Regions from separate parts of the Homo sapiens genome. Here region 2 is linked to region 1. The links are chromatin contacts, found by Hi-C in ENCODE. All regions are on one chromosome and are shown on one strand. The core of a region is the stretch at or near the end of the contact, and the rest is flanking DNA. Distances in the headings are between cores, read along the strand shown.

What was found. Hi-C counts contacts between places; a loop is a spot of excess contacts on that map. Pooled maps may share reads with other maps.
Region 2: a pooled map shows a loop between it and region 1 (2.3-fold over the local background). The contact joins two enhancer-like sites. A Hi-C loop is called at or near these places in 2 of 37 single-sample maps with no recorded cell type and 9 of 50 pooled maps.

Annotation. Positions count from the first base shown.
Region 1 is chr2:7,429,358-7,435,524 of GRCh38, reverse strand. It overlaps LOC100506274 (a long non-coding RNA gene), which reads right to left. Exons shown (of 6, transcript NR_038432.1): 4 at 5,232-5,345. Among named protein-coding and RNA genes, the nearest start is that of LINC01871, 290 kb to the left of the region's middle. RefSeq lists enhancers at 3,972-4,705, 4,706-5,439. Within about 2 kb of position 4,389, at least 11 of the 41 ENCODE cell types and tissues checked have a DNase peak (open chromatin) inside an H3K27ac peak, as active enhancers do.
Region 2 is chr2:8,053,842-8,060,453 of GRCh38, reverse strand. LINC00299 (long intergenic non-protein coding RNA 299) reads left to right here. Exons shown (of 9, transcript NR_034135.1): 8 at 49-106. Among named protein-coding and RNA genes, the nearest start is that of LINC00298, 80 kb to the right of the region's middle. Within about 2 kb of position 1,598, at least 2 of the 41 ENCODE cell types and tissues checked have a DNase peak (open chromatin) inside an H3K27ac peak, as active enhancers do.

The DNA.
Region 1 (6,167 bases), core at 3,140-5,639:
GAATCACTTGAACCCAGGAGGCGGAGGTTGCAGTGAGCTGACATCATGCCACTGCACTCTGGCCTGGGTAAAGGAGTAAACTCCATCTCAAAACAAAACAAAACAACAACAACAGCAACAACAAGGCTAGCAAAGGGCAGCATGTATGACAGGCAGGATGCACACTAACTCCCATTCCCTCCCCCACTGCAGAATGTACAGCATCGCATGTGCAGATGGTTATTACACAAGTGTGTGTCCATAAGCAATCTAGGGTGTATTTTGAATGCTTTTAAAGCTTCCTATGAATAGTAGCATATTAAATGGATACTGGTGAAACCTGGATTTTCACTCAACATTAAGTTTTTGAGATTTATCCATATCAACACACGCCATGCAAGCCCACAGGTTCTAACTGCTATATTCTATGTCACTTTACGATTTTGCCATGATTTATTTATCCTTTCTTATGTGGCTGAATATTTGAATCATTTCCATTATTCTGTATTACAAAAAAAGAAATGTTGCAGTGTCCATTTTACATGTTTCCTTGTGTACAAGTGTGGGAGTCTCTTAGTGCGTTTACTGAGGAGCTTTATCACACAGAATACGCCCATCTTTAAATTCTCAGTCTCCTTTCCGGGCTCATTGTTATCTCCTGGATTTTGTAAGTATCGGTGTGCCCCACAGCTCAGTTCTTGCATCTCTTCTCTTCTCCACCTGCATTTAGGTAATACCACCTGGTTCCATGTCTTTAAATACCACCCAGGATTACTATCTCCAGTCTGGACATACTTCCTGAAGTCTGGGTTCATACATCAACTTGCTTACTTAGTATCTTTGTAGATATCTAAAGGGACATATGACGGACATTGTAAATGCTCGCCAATGGGGTTTCTCTTCCAGGCACACAGACTGCATTTCTCATCGCACTTTCACCAACATGGGAGAATGTGACTACTTCTTGTTGAAAAAAAATAAGAATGTACCACTTGTCTTTGGTTCCCTGGGAAATCGAGTCACAGATTTGGTATGGGAGGTTATTGGGCCAGCCCTTCAGGAATTCACCTGTATGGGAGTTAGAGGTGGAGATCTGGGCAGAGGGAAGACTTGAACTGAACTGTGATTCATTTCCAGCAGAGCCTTAGCTGATCCCGCAAGGGCCCTGGAGGTGAAATCGCATCTCAGAATTGTTCCAGATGGAGGCATGAGCTGTGTCTTTTTCCTCCCATGTCAGCCATCATTAGAAGTGGGCAGCTTCTAGGGAGAGGACATTTCCTTGTGCTAGATGGCTTTCTTTATCTGAGAAATTTATGGGGAGGGATGTCCCGGGGAGCCACCCGACACTTCAACAACAGGGATAATAAATACCTCAGACCTCAGGGGGAGTGATGAGCAACACACCCCCACATCCACTGCACACTCCTAAGCTGAGGTGGTAAAAAAGAGCCTGCTCAGTTTTCAATCTTGTACTTCATTCAGCAATGAGTGTGAAGACCATGAATGGCCCCCATCTCAAATCCTTCAAGGAGCTACAAGGGCTTAAGTCATCTGAACCTGTATCACTTCTCCAACCTCACCTTGAACCATTCATACTTATCGTTCTCCAGTATAGAATGACCCCCCACTCCACTCAGCTATTCACTAATTCCCTCACTTCTTTCAAGGCACTGCTCAGATGTCATCTCATTGTTATGAGCCCTTCTCTGATCACCATCTATTTCAAAAAATATATGTGAATAAATTTATTTTTTAAATTATTTTCCAGAGCATTCATGTCATCATAAGACACATTACAAATTTATTTTTAAACAAATAAAAGACTAGCCCCATCTAAGCATAACTGTCTGCACTTCTCACCTACTGCAACTGGAATAGCCACTGCATTCAATAAATGTTTGTTGAATAAATGAATTGAATATAGTAGGCATTAGTGTTAATGGTTTGGGGATTCTTTTGAATTTTCTATTAAAATATGTTATTTGCATATAATAGCAATTTTATCTATTACTTAAATGTTTAAAGTTTTCATTTCTTTCTTTTTTTTTCTTTTCATATTGCAATGGCTAGGACCATTCTTGAGGATTGTTTTTACCACAAAAAAAGAGATAAATTTTATCAAGTTATTTTTCTGCATGAATGGAAATGGTGATGCAACTAATAATTAATGGAGTTTCTGATGTCTAACCATACTTAGGTCTCTGTGATAACCTTCCTAATCTTTGAAATCTATGTCAAAATGCAGAGCTCAAGAGATATAGACCACAGATTCTGATGGCAATAAGACCTTCTGATCACAGAGAGAGCTGTTTTTCTATGAGAGACTATTCCACGGACAGAGGTGGCGCTTTTGAAGCATAACCAGGCAAAGTCAATGCCTTCAGGAGCCAGACAGATGCTGTGAATCAGGGAAACAGACTGAGGGTGGAGATGGGCACACGGGAGATGCCACCTTCATACATGGTGCTCAGAGGAAAATCAGTACCGACTGTTGCCATGTGAAAATGAAGGCCCAGTGTGGCCAGGTCATCTGATATTTGTCTAGACAGACTAGAAATCTGGATATTTAAAACGTAAAATATTCTACTTTTTAAGTACCTTTTAATAAATTCAAATTTATACAAGAAGACATCATGTGGTCCAAAAAAACTCATCTCTAGGCCAAGGAAGAATTAAGAGTTTGAGACTTCCAGTGTACAAGAATGAGTTTATGTCCTTCTCTGATTTTAACAGGCATTTTAACTCTTTTATCTAGATTTCTTCACTTCTGAATTATGGCTAACAGTAATTGTCTCACTGAGTTGTGGTTTGTAAATAAGTATCATAAGCATTAAAGCAATGTTGAAAAGAAGGAAGTTCACTATGACTCCCAACCGGTGAAGGCATCACACTGGAGGAGAGAGGAGAGAGGGAAGCTGGAGCTCATGTCCATCACGCCTTGAAGAAATCCACTCTGAGAGCAGCCCATGAGCCACATCAATACAAGTAGCCATAATAAGTAACGGGAGCTGTTATATACATTTTTGTTTTCTACTGTCCAGTACACCCAAAATCTAATGTTTATCATTTAAAAAAATGGTGAAGTTAAGAACTCTCCTTGTGGGTGGCCGCGTGGGTGAAGTCACATGTGTGACAGGGATGATCCTACTGCAGGTGGCAGTGTGGGTGCTCAGGATATTTCCGGATGCCACTTTTCCATCTCCTTTATCCCTTGTGTCTGCAAGGCGGGCCCTTTACGGATCACCAAGAGGAAAGATGCTAGAGTCCAGTCCTAAAGGAGATTCCAGTCCCAGGAAAGCCATCAGACACATAGAGAGGACACCTACACAAGGCAGTGTGGGGGTGGGGGCGGGGGGCTGCGGGGCATCTAGCCATGGTAGCCATGGCCCTGCCAGCACTCAGCCTCTGTGCCCTGGTCCCCAGCATATAAAATGACGATTGTACAATTCCAGTGTTGAGGGACTGTACCAACCCCGATGAGATTAATGCATGTGACAGGTTTTAGCACCTGGAACTTAGTGAAGCCTCAATTACTATGTATCTTTGGTATTCTTATTAAAGACAAGCAAAATACCACGGTGAAATAACACGGTGCTCCAAAGAGAAGACGTTTGGAATGCCTGCGGGGATGGACGGCCAGGCCATATGAAAGAGGACTTCACAGATGGAGAGGGTTTCCACAGGCAGTGACGCTCATGGTACAAAGCAGAAGATTCTCCCAAAATAAAGACCAGGGTGAACAAAAGCACTCAACTGGGAATAAACTGTGATGAACAAGTTGAAGCCGGGTTATTCCAAAAATCATCTGGCTGTGGCCAGGATCAGGACTCCACCACCACCCCCGGCCCCCGCCCCCACCCAGTGTGTCCAGGTTCTGTGGTCACCGTCATAGAGCCAAGGGCATTTCTCTAGTGCATACAGAAGCCTGGTTCCAGCACCCTGCGTCAGGACCACATTCCTGGGCGGAGACTCGGGCAGACCTGTGGGCTGGGACTAGGAGTGGTGGGCCCTGAGGGCCTGGAGAAACACCAAAGCGAGCTGAGTGCGCGCGCGGAGTGCACACCTGCGGTGACGCCCGGCCGGCCTGGCCTCACCTGCCCGGAAGGCTCTGCGGGCGGAGAGGGCGCATCTGCGCGGCCCCACGGAGCCCGGCTCTGCGCGCCGCTGATTAGCATGCAGGGCCCCCGCGGCCAGGCGCGCAGCTGGACGGCAGCTTCCCCCCGGCCTTTGAAAAAGCCTCTCTCACAGCTGGAGAGAAAAGAGCCCCCGCGCCACTGGCCGGCCATTGTGAGCGGCAAAGAGCCCTTCTTTGGGCGGAAGCAGAAGTTGGCCCAGCTGTCGAGCATTTGAAATGTAAAAGGCCGAGGCGCGCGGGAGGGGAGGCGACAGAGGCCGCGGCAGAGGAAATGCAAGCTGCCCCGGGGGTGAGGAAACCGTGGGCTGAGAAGTTCACTTTGAGCAATCAATAAGGCTTTCAGAGACCAGGACAGAAAAAAACAGTTCCGGAGAGAGGGCAGCGAGAGCGGCCAGCCCCAGCCGCGCTCCTGCAGCCGGGCTGCGCCTGCCACTCGCAGGCCTGCAGCCCATCCCAGGACGCAAGGAGCGGCTGGGCTAGCCCAGAAGTCTAGGGCTGACCGGGGTGAACTGAGAGATGGACTCATTGCGAGTGCCTGGCTGTTCCATACACCCCACTCCACCTCTTGCCCACAGTGACCTCCTCCCTAGGGCGCATGAAGCCCTTGCACCCCGCGCTTAGTCTCCAGCCCACGCTGCTCTGTGACACGGCTGGGGTCTCCACCTCACTCTCTGTGTCAGGGTGTGCACTTCCTTCTCCCTTTGGGTCCCCTTGCTCTCTGAACAGTCCTTAAAAGCACGCTCAGTCCCCTCCTGCCGCTCTTGCTGAGTCCCAGCCTCAGGGCTCCACGTAGAATCAGGCAACCCCTGCTGGTCTGTCTTTCTGTTGACTTTTGACAAGCCTCCACCATGGTTCCTATCACTAATCAACTGTGTGTCCACCACCCAGCCTTCCTCAGACCTTGTGCAGTCTGCTAGGAATCCGCACGCCACCACCCTGACCTTAGGGAGTTGGCAGAGGAGGGCAAATGCAACTATCTGGTGACCTAATCGAGGCAGGGGCCACCCAGGGCAGTCTCTTTAGGACAGTGGAGAAAAGAGAAATACAACTGTTTACTGCCTGGCTGCAGCACCCTGCGCTGTATCCTTTCAGGACGCCTGTAACACCCCTGGCTTACCTGCAGTAGACAATTCACCGTGTTGTTCCTTCTAGACTGCAATATGGGGCATGTCATTTTTGTGTCCGACACTCCCTTTAAACCTGCTTGGTGGGCTAGTTCCTCCTTTTGTCCCTAGATGAAATTTAAGGTAGGCTTCAATACTTTTTTGTTGTTGTTTTTTTGGACATGTAAAAAATCAGGTTACTTGATATCACAAAAACAATATAGCAGATAAGTAACAGTTCATTCCCATGTATTAATCCAACTTGAAAACTTGATTGAAGCTGAGACTTCTTTCTCCAACCACACCTGAAGCCTTGGTTGGCTTCTTCAGCCCCTCTCTGCCTAGGGCTGCTAAGGTCCTCTGCTCTGCTATGACTGTAATACCTGACTCCACCAGAACTGGGATTTGGAACACTAGGGAGTTGAGAGTTCTTACTTGACAACTTCCGTGCTCAGTGGGCATCCACACACGGGGCAGCAGGTGTGTAAAGGGACTCTTCCTCTCTTGGGATGCTTTTGTGGGGTCTCCCAGTCTCCCCTTACCACGGAGGGTGAACACTCGGAGTTCCCTTGATGTGGGAATGCAGCTTTTGTGTATCAATCAGAATCCAGACTGGAAAGCAGAAACATACTGGTTATCTTAACAGAGAGAATTGAATTTAGGGAAGGGGTTAGACAGGCATAGCAAGAAATGACCTGCTCGAAGTCTGGGGGAACAAAGGAAAGAAGTTGTGTTGGGAGAATCTGGGAGCTGAGAGGAGCCTCACAGAGCCAAGCCCCACAGGAATGGAATGTGTGCTGCTGCTGGTGCTGATAGTTCTAGGATCTGGAGAAGTCAGGGAGCTGGGACTCAGCTTCTGATGTGGGAGTGCTATTGAGGAGGGAGAATGGTTATAGAAATGTTAAAAAACCCAGACACTGAACTGAAATCCGACTCAAGAAGCACTACAG
Region 2 (6,612 bases), core at 349-2,848, 630 kb before region 1:
CACAAAACATGTAATGCAGTTTAAAATCTCATTGTTTCCTTGGTTTAGATTTTGTGAACAATTTGGCATGAGGAGAGAAAGGAACCTGAAGTTTTTAGCAAGGAAGGTAAGTTTCAGTGAGTTTGATTTTGGTGGGGGGCTTGGTGGGGTGCTTCACTTTCATTTTGACTTTTTCCAGATGAACTCCCAACTTAGAGAACATTTTAGAGGGCATAAATATGTGTGAACTGAAACTAGAAAGCAGTCTCAAGAACACAGTGAAAAATAATATTGAGGGTGTTTAATGAAAAAGCCATCTGGAAAAGAGTGGTGAGGTTTTCCACAGTAAAAAACAACTTATTATTATTGATTCTGAAACTACATATTTCAACCCTCCAAATCTTTACTTTGATTGTAAGGACTCTTTAGAATTCTTTCCAAATGCATCACACCTTTCTAAGAACTTGCGAAATCACCTACTCCAACAGCTTCTTTTTATGGATGAGAAAACTAAGGCTGATAATTGGAAGTGATTTAGGGTCCAGAGTTGAATCAGGATTACGGCCGGGGGCTTCTAGTTCTTAGTCCAGAGCTTTTTCCATTGAACCATACCTCTGTACCTCGGGTAGACCTGTATGCTTTACATTTCTTGGTGTTCACTTGCCTACTTTGTTCTGGATTGAAGGAGGAAGACAAGGAGGAAGAGAAAGAAGAAAAAAAAGGAAAAAAAAAGGCAGACTTCATATGTCCCTCCCAACTCTTTTTTTATCCACCTCTTAAAGGCCAAGGTTATTTACTCATATTTTAGTATTATGTTTAAGCAATAAAAAGGTGTTTTTATTAAAGGGTCAGGTAAATAGAATTTTTAAAATACCTAGGTCAGTAAATGAGATTTCAGTCATTGTACAGGTGTCTTTGACTTCTGCACTTTCTATAGTGATGGCTGCACCAGCACATTCAGAGGTGTTTGGCACATGTTCTAGCCTCTGGACGCTCCGCTTCTTTTGAATTGACTGAGGGATGTGCACGGGTGGGAGGAGTCCCTGATGTTGACACAGGTGTTGTCTTTCTGGATCAGTGTTTTTTTTTTTTTTAATCTAGAGTGTTTCTGAAAAGAAGAGGGATTTCATTCATTGTGTACCTGTAGACTGTGTGTCAATATCTGTTTATTAACTGCTTACTTTGGATTTAGAGTTAATCTTTGTATTTACATACATTAGCTTAGGGACCTGAATAACTAATTGAATATGTGACATCTTTTTCAGTCATTGAGTTGATGTTGATTCTTATTGGTTTCTTTGATCTAAATATGTTAAACATGTGGAACATGTAAAATGATACAAAAATTCAGGCATACCCTCAAGAGAGGTTTTAATTTCCTTAGTAAAATCTAATCATTCATTTATTTATTCATCCAATCAGTGACATTAACTGAGAGTCTACTACATGCCAGGCTCTGTGCTAGCTGTTATAGGATGCTAGAGAGGAATAAAACATTCTTCATTCACTTCCAATAAATCTCAGACCAATAGGAATGACAAGGCAGATGTACAAAGAGCTTTAAAAAAGGCAGGAAATGATAACAGCTCTGAAAGAGGAACCGATTTTGCACAACTGGATCAGAGGAGAGAAAGAGCACTTCCTCTCTGGAGGCAAGACATAAGCACACGACAAAGTTTATGTTGGACACATTGTATTAAGTGCCAAAGGAGTGTAACAAGAATAACAATAACAAAAACAAATGGCTAATTTTAGCACTGTTTCATTGAATTGGCAGTAGGGGAAAAGGCCATTACACTTGGGACTGAAAGAAGAAATACTTGTTGTCTGTATTTAGACTTCTCTATCAGAAAGTCTAGCCCTTTGCTAGGGGAGTTGTTGGTTTTCTATTGCCCAAATCTTCCCCAAAGAAGCACAGGAGGGCCTGCATGACAATACTCCAACAGTGATATTTTTTCTAATTTACATCTTGTGTAAATATTTTCTGATGCTTCTTACCAAAAGAGTTTCAGATAAATGGTTTAAATGTTGTGGCAGACAGATCTTAGTAGGGTGGCCCTATGGTCTTGCCATTTAATCTTTTCCTGTGATCAGGCTATTTTATATGGTAACAGTGATGGGATATTACAACACACAAATACACACACAAACATACACACACACACCCCATCTTTATAGCACACATAAGACTTCTCTCCCTTGGAGGCTTGAGGAAGGAATCTGCCATATTGCAAGAGAGTTTATGGGAGGGCAATGCAACAAGGAACCATAAGACACCTGTAGAGTTGAGAGCTGCCTTAGCCAACAGCCAACAAGAAATTGGGAATGTCAGTTCTGCAAATGCAAAGAGATGAATTCTTTCAACAATCTGAGGGAAATCTGAGGGAAGTTAGAAGCAGTTCTTCCCCCATCCAACCTCTGATGGAAGTGTAGCCCAGACCGCACCTTGATTGCTGCCTTGTGAGATGCTAAGCAGAGGAAATAGCTAAGCTATGCCAAGACTCTTAACCCACAGAAAAAGTAAGATAATAAATGTGCTGTTTTAATCCACCATTTTGTGGCGATTCATTATGTAGCATAGAAAATGAATACAAATGTGAGAGCCAGATACATGAGGAGTATTTCTGTGAAGTTAATAAAAACACTTGATCCCTTCTTACCTGTAAAATAGTATATGGCTATTATACAAATATGACTCATTTGAAAGAACCCCAGTAGAGACAACTGAGAAACCAATTGATCATTCATGATTCATTATAATTCTAAAAAACTGAAGAGAAAGGAATACTTTCAAAATCATTTTAAGAGGTCAACATTAACAATAATAATTAATTAATATTGTTAAAACACCCACACTATCCAAATTATTCTATAGACTCAATGCCATCTCTATCAAATTTCCAAGTTCATTCTTCATAGAAATACAAAAAAAGATCCAAAATTTGTATCAAACCACAAAAGATTCTGAACGGCCAAAATAACCTTGAGAAAGAGCAAAGATGGAGGCATCACACTGCCTGATTTTAAAGTATACTACAAAGCCATACTAATAAAAACAGTATGGCTGGCATAAAAAACAGGCAGACACACCAATAGAACAGAATAGAGAGCCCAGAAATAAACCCACACACATACGATCAATAATTTTTGACAAGGCGCCAAGAATCCACAATGAGGAAATGATAGTCTCTTTAATAAATATGTTGCCAAAACTACCTGAAATTATAAAACTCTTAGACAAAACATTTTGGGAAAAGACTCTTTGACATTGGTTTTGCCAATGACTTTTTGGAAATGATACCAAAAACACAAGCAACAAAAGCAACAATAAACAAATGGGACTAAATAAAACTAAATACTGCTGCATGACAAATGAAACAATCAACAAAATTAAAAGACAACTCTATGGAATGGGAGAAAATATTTGCAAGCTATAGATCCGATATGGGGTTAGTATCCAAAATATACAAGGAACACATACAACTCCATAGCAAAGGCCCAAACAATCCAATGAAAAAGTGGTCAAAAACCTGAATAGATATTTCTCCAAAGAAAATGTACAAGTAGCCAACAGATACATGGAAAGGTGATCAACATCACTAATCGTCAGGCAAATGCATGTCAAAACCATAGCGAGATACCATCTCCTACCTCCTAAGATGCTATTATTGAAAAGACAGAAGATAATAAGCATTGGCAAGGATATGGAGAAAAGGAACTGCTTGTACTCTGTTGATGGGAATGCAAATTGGTACAGATACTAATTAAAACAGTATGAAGACTCCACAAAAATTAAATTTCCATATGACCCATCAATCCCACTTTTGGGTCTATATCCAAAGGAAGCACAAGAATCAGTAGCTAGAAGAGATATCTGTACTTCCATGTTTATTGCAGCGTTATTCAAAATAACCTAGACATGGCAACAACTGACATGTTCATGAATGAATGAATGGATAAAGAAATTGTGGTATACATATACAATAGAATATTATGCAGCCTTATAAAAGGAAGGAAATCCTGCCATCTGCAACAACTTAGATAAACCTTGAGGACTTTATACTAAAGTAACATAAGCCAGTTACAAAAGGACAAATAATGTATGATTATACTTGCATGAGGTATCAAAAATAATCAAACACAGAAGTGAAGAATGCAATCATGGTTTCCAGGGGCTGAGTAGTGGTAGAAATGGAGAGATGTTGATCAAAGGGTACAAACGTTCAGTCACATGATGAACAAGGTCTGGGGATCTAATAGCCAGTATGGATGGTGATGGATGTGTCATTGATTATGGTAATCAATACATTATATATACCTACATCAGATCATCACATTGTATGCCTGTATGTATACCATCTTTATTCTTGGATTAAACATTAAATGAAAAAGAAAGAATTCTGACTCAGTTCTGTCTGACAGAAGCCAGCATGCTTCCCACGGAACCTTGTGCATTGTCTCCCTGAATTGTTATTAGTTGGTTATTTTAGAATAGCAACCTAAAAATAATCTAGTCAAATCTTTTTTTTTTTTTTTTTTTTTTTTTTTTTTTGAGATGGAGTCTCGTTCTGTGGCTCAGGCTGGAGTGCAGTGGCCTGATCTCGGCTCATTGCAACCTCTGCCTCCTGGGTTCAAGTGATTCTCCCAGCTCAGCCTCCTGAGTAGCTGGGATTACAGGTGTGCACCACCATGCCTGGCTAAATTTTCTTGTATTTTATTAGAGATGGGGTTTTGCCATGTTGGCCAGGCTGGTCTTGAACTCCAGACCTCAAGTAATCCACCGCCTCAGCCTCCCAAAGTGCTGGGTTTACAGGCGTGAGCCACCGTGCCTGGCCTTAAGTCTTAAAGAGCATATAAAAATGAAATGAAGCCTTGACTTAGTGATGGCAGCTCTTTCTAACTGAGGGGAATACAGACCCGAAATGTGGGAGCCTGAGGGAGAAGATGTTACAATCCTGCAACAGTTATTTTCTTGCAGTGTGAACATTCAAATATACTTAAATAAACTCAAATTATTTTTACAAATAAATATGATACATATTTTTAAAGTAGGAAATCATCTCAGAGAGATTATCTCTTGCATTAAAATATCTTGATAAGGAAGGAGGACAAGGCTTATTTTCTTTTTAAAAACACAACAAATGGTGTTGCTCAGAAGAAACTTTAAGAATTTTTTAGTTTGCTTTAAATGCCAACTGTGCATATGTCTAACAATAACACATCGAAACACCTGCACAGGTGCCATGTCCTGCCTGGAGACCTCCCTCTCCTTGAGTGCCCACAGATAACAGCCTGAAGCCGCCAGAGAGACTCAGGAGCCTTGACTTCCTCATTTGATTAAGGAAAGGCACAACTGTAAAACCAGACTAATCCCACCTGCCAAACAAATTACTTGCCAGCCTTCCTTTTCCTGAAATTGGAAGCAAACACATTGTTAATCCTGTAAACAGGTACCCTGTTGCTGAAAGGTGACCACTGGCTTCTGTCAGCACATGGATTCAGGTCCATTGAACTGGAAAGTGCACTAGCAAACACTCCTGGCAGAGAGTTTTGAAGAGAACAGAGAGGGTGTGATAGTGATATATTAACTGCATGTCTTCATTTAAAATGGTAAATATATTTGTCAAGTTTTGGAAGAACGGTAGGTATATTTTCACTTGCCTGTCCCAAATATGTCATTAGCAGAATCAGTTAATGTGTCCAAATGCCTTAATATATGGAAATGCAGCCTATTCATTTATTATGCACATATCATTATCTCCAAAAATGGTAATCTCACAATTACTTTTAATTTCCATCCTTGTAGCCTCTGGGTTCTTTGGCAAAGGGAAATGATTGCTATTAAATTGCCCTTGCATTTCTCAAAACTTGACTACACTGACAGCTTTTGCAATGTATATAGGTCATAGGTCAAAAGTTGTATATCCTTTTGGATGCTGTAGGAATTTTGACCTTTCTCATACCTCTGTCCGTATCATATCCTTTCTGTCACATACCATTTCTTTGAAGAGGGTTATTAATCTGGTTTTAGAAGTCACGATCTAAAAAACATAAAAGACATACACATAGAAGAGCTGCAGAGTCAATTCTAATGGAATTTGAATGTCCTTGAATGTCTATAAGGTGTCAGGGAGGAATGGGGCAGTAGACAGGTCAGAGGATCTAAAGGGCCGGTGAAAAGAGTGTGGATTCACGCACGTGTGTGTGTGAATGTGTGCATGAACACGTGCAGATTTGTGCAGAATGAGGTCATGTGTGACTTGAATCTAGATAATTTGGGCTTTCTCATTTGTAGGGAGTAGATTTGGGGTCTCTGTTACCATAACGGTGTCAGAAGGGGTCAATGTGTCTTTTGTGAGATATACTATTATAGGTGTGTGCAAATTCAAATCCCACATCCTGGCTAGAATAGGAGCCCCCAAAGAAGGGAACCCCGCTTAGCTTTGGATGGTGGCCTCAGTTTATGTGGCACGGTGTAATTGTTTTCTTAGTGAGTAAACATCTTAATCCAAAAAGATGCAGAACTAAGTCTAGAGATGGTAAAGAAAATTCTAGTAGTATTAATATTATAGTGATAAGTATAGGAATATTCTTTGTGTAGTTGATATTTGAACTTGTAAAAGTTTTGTTAGT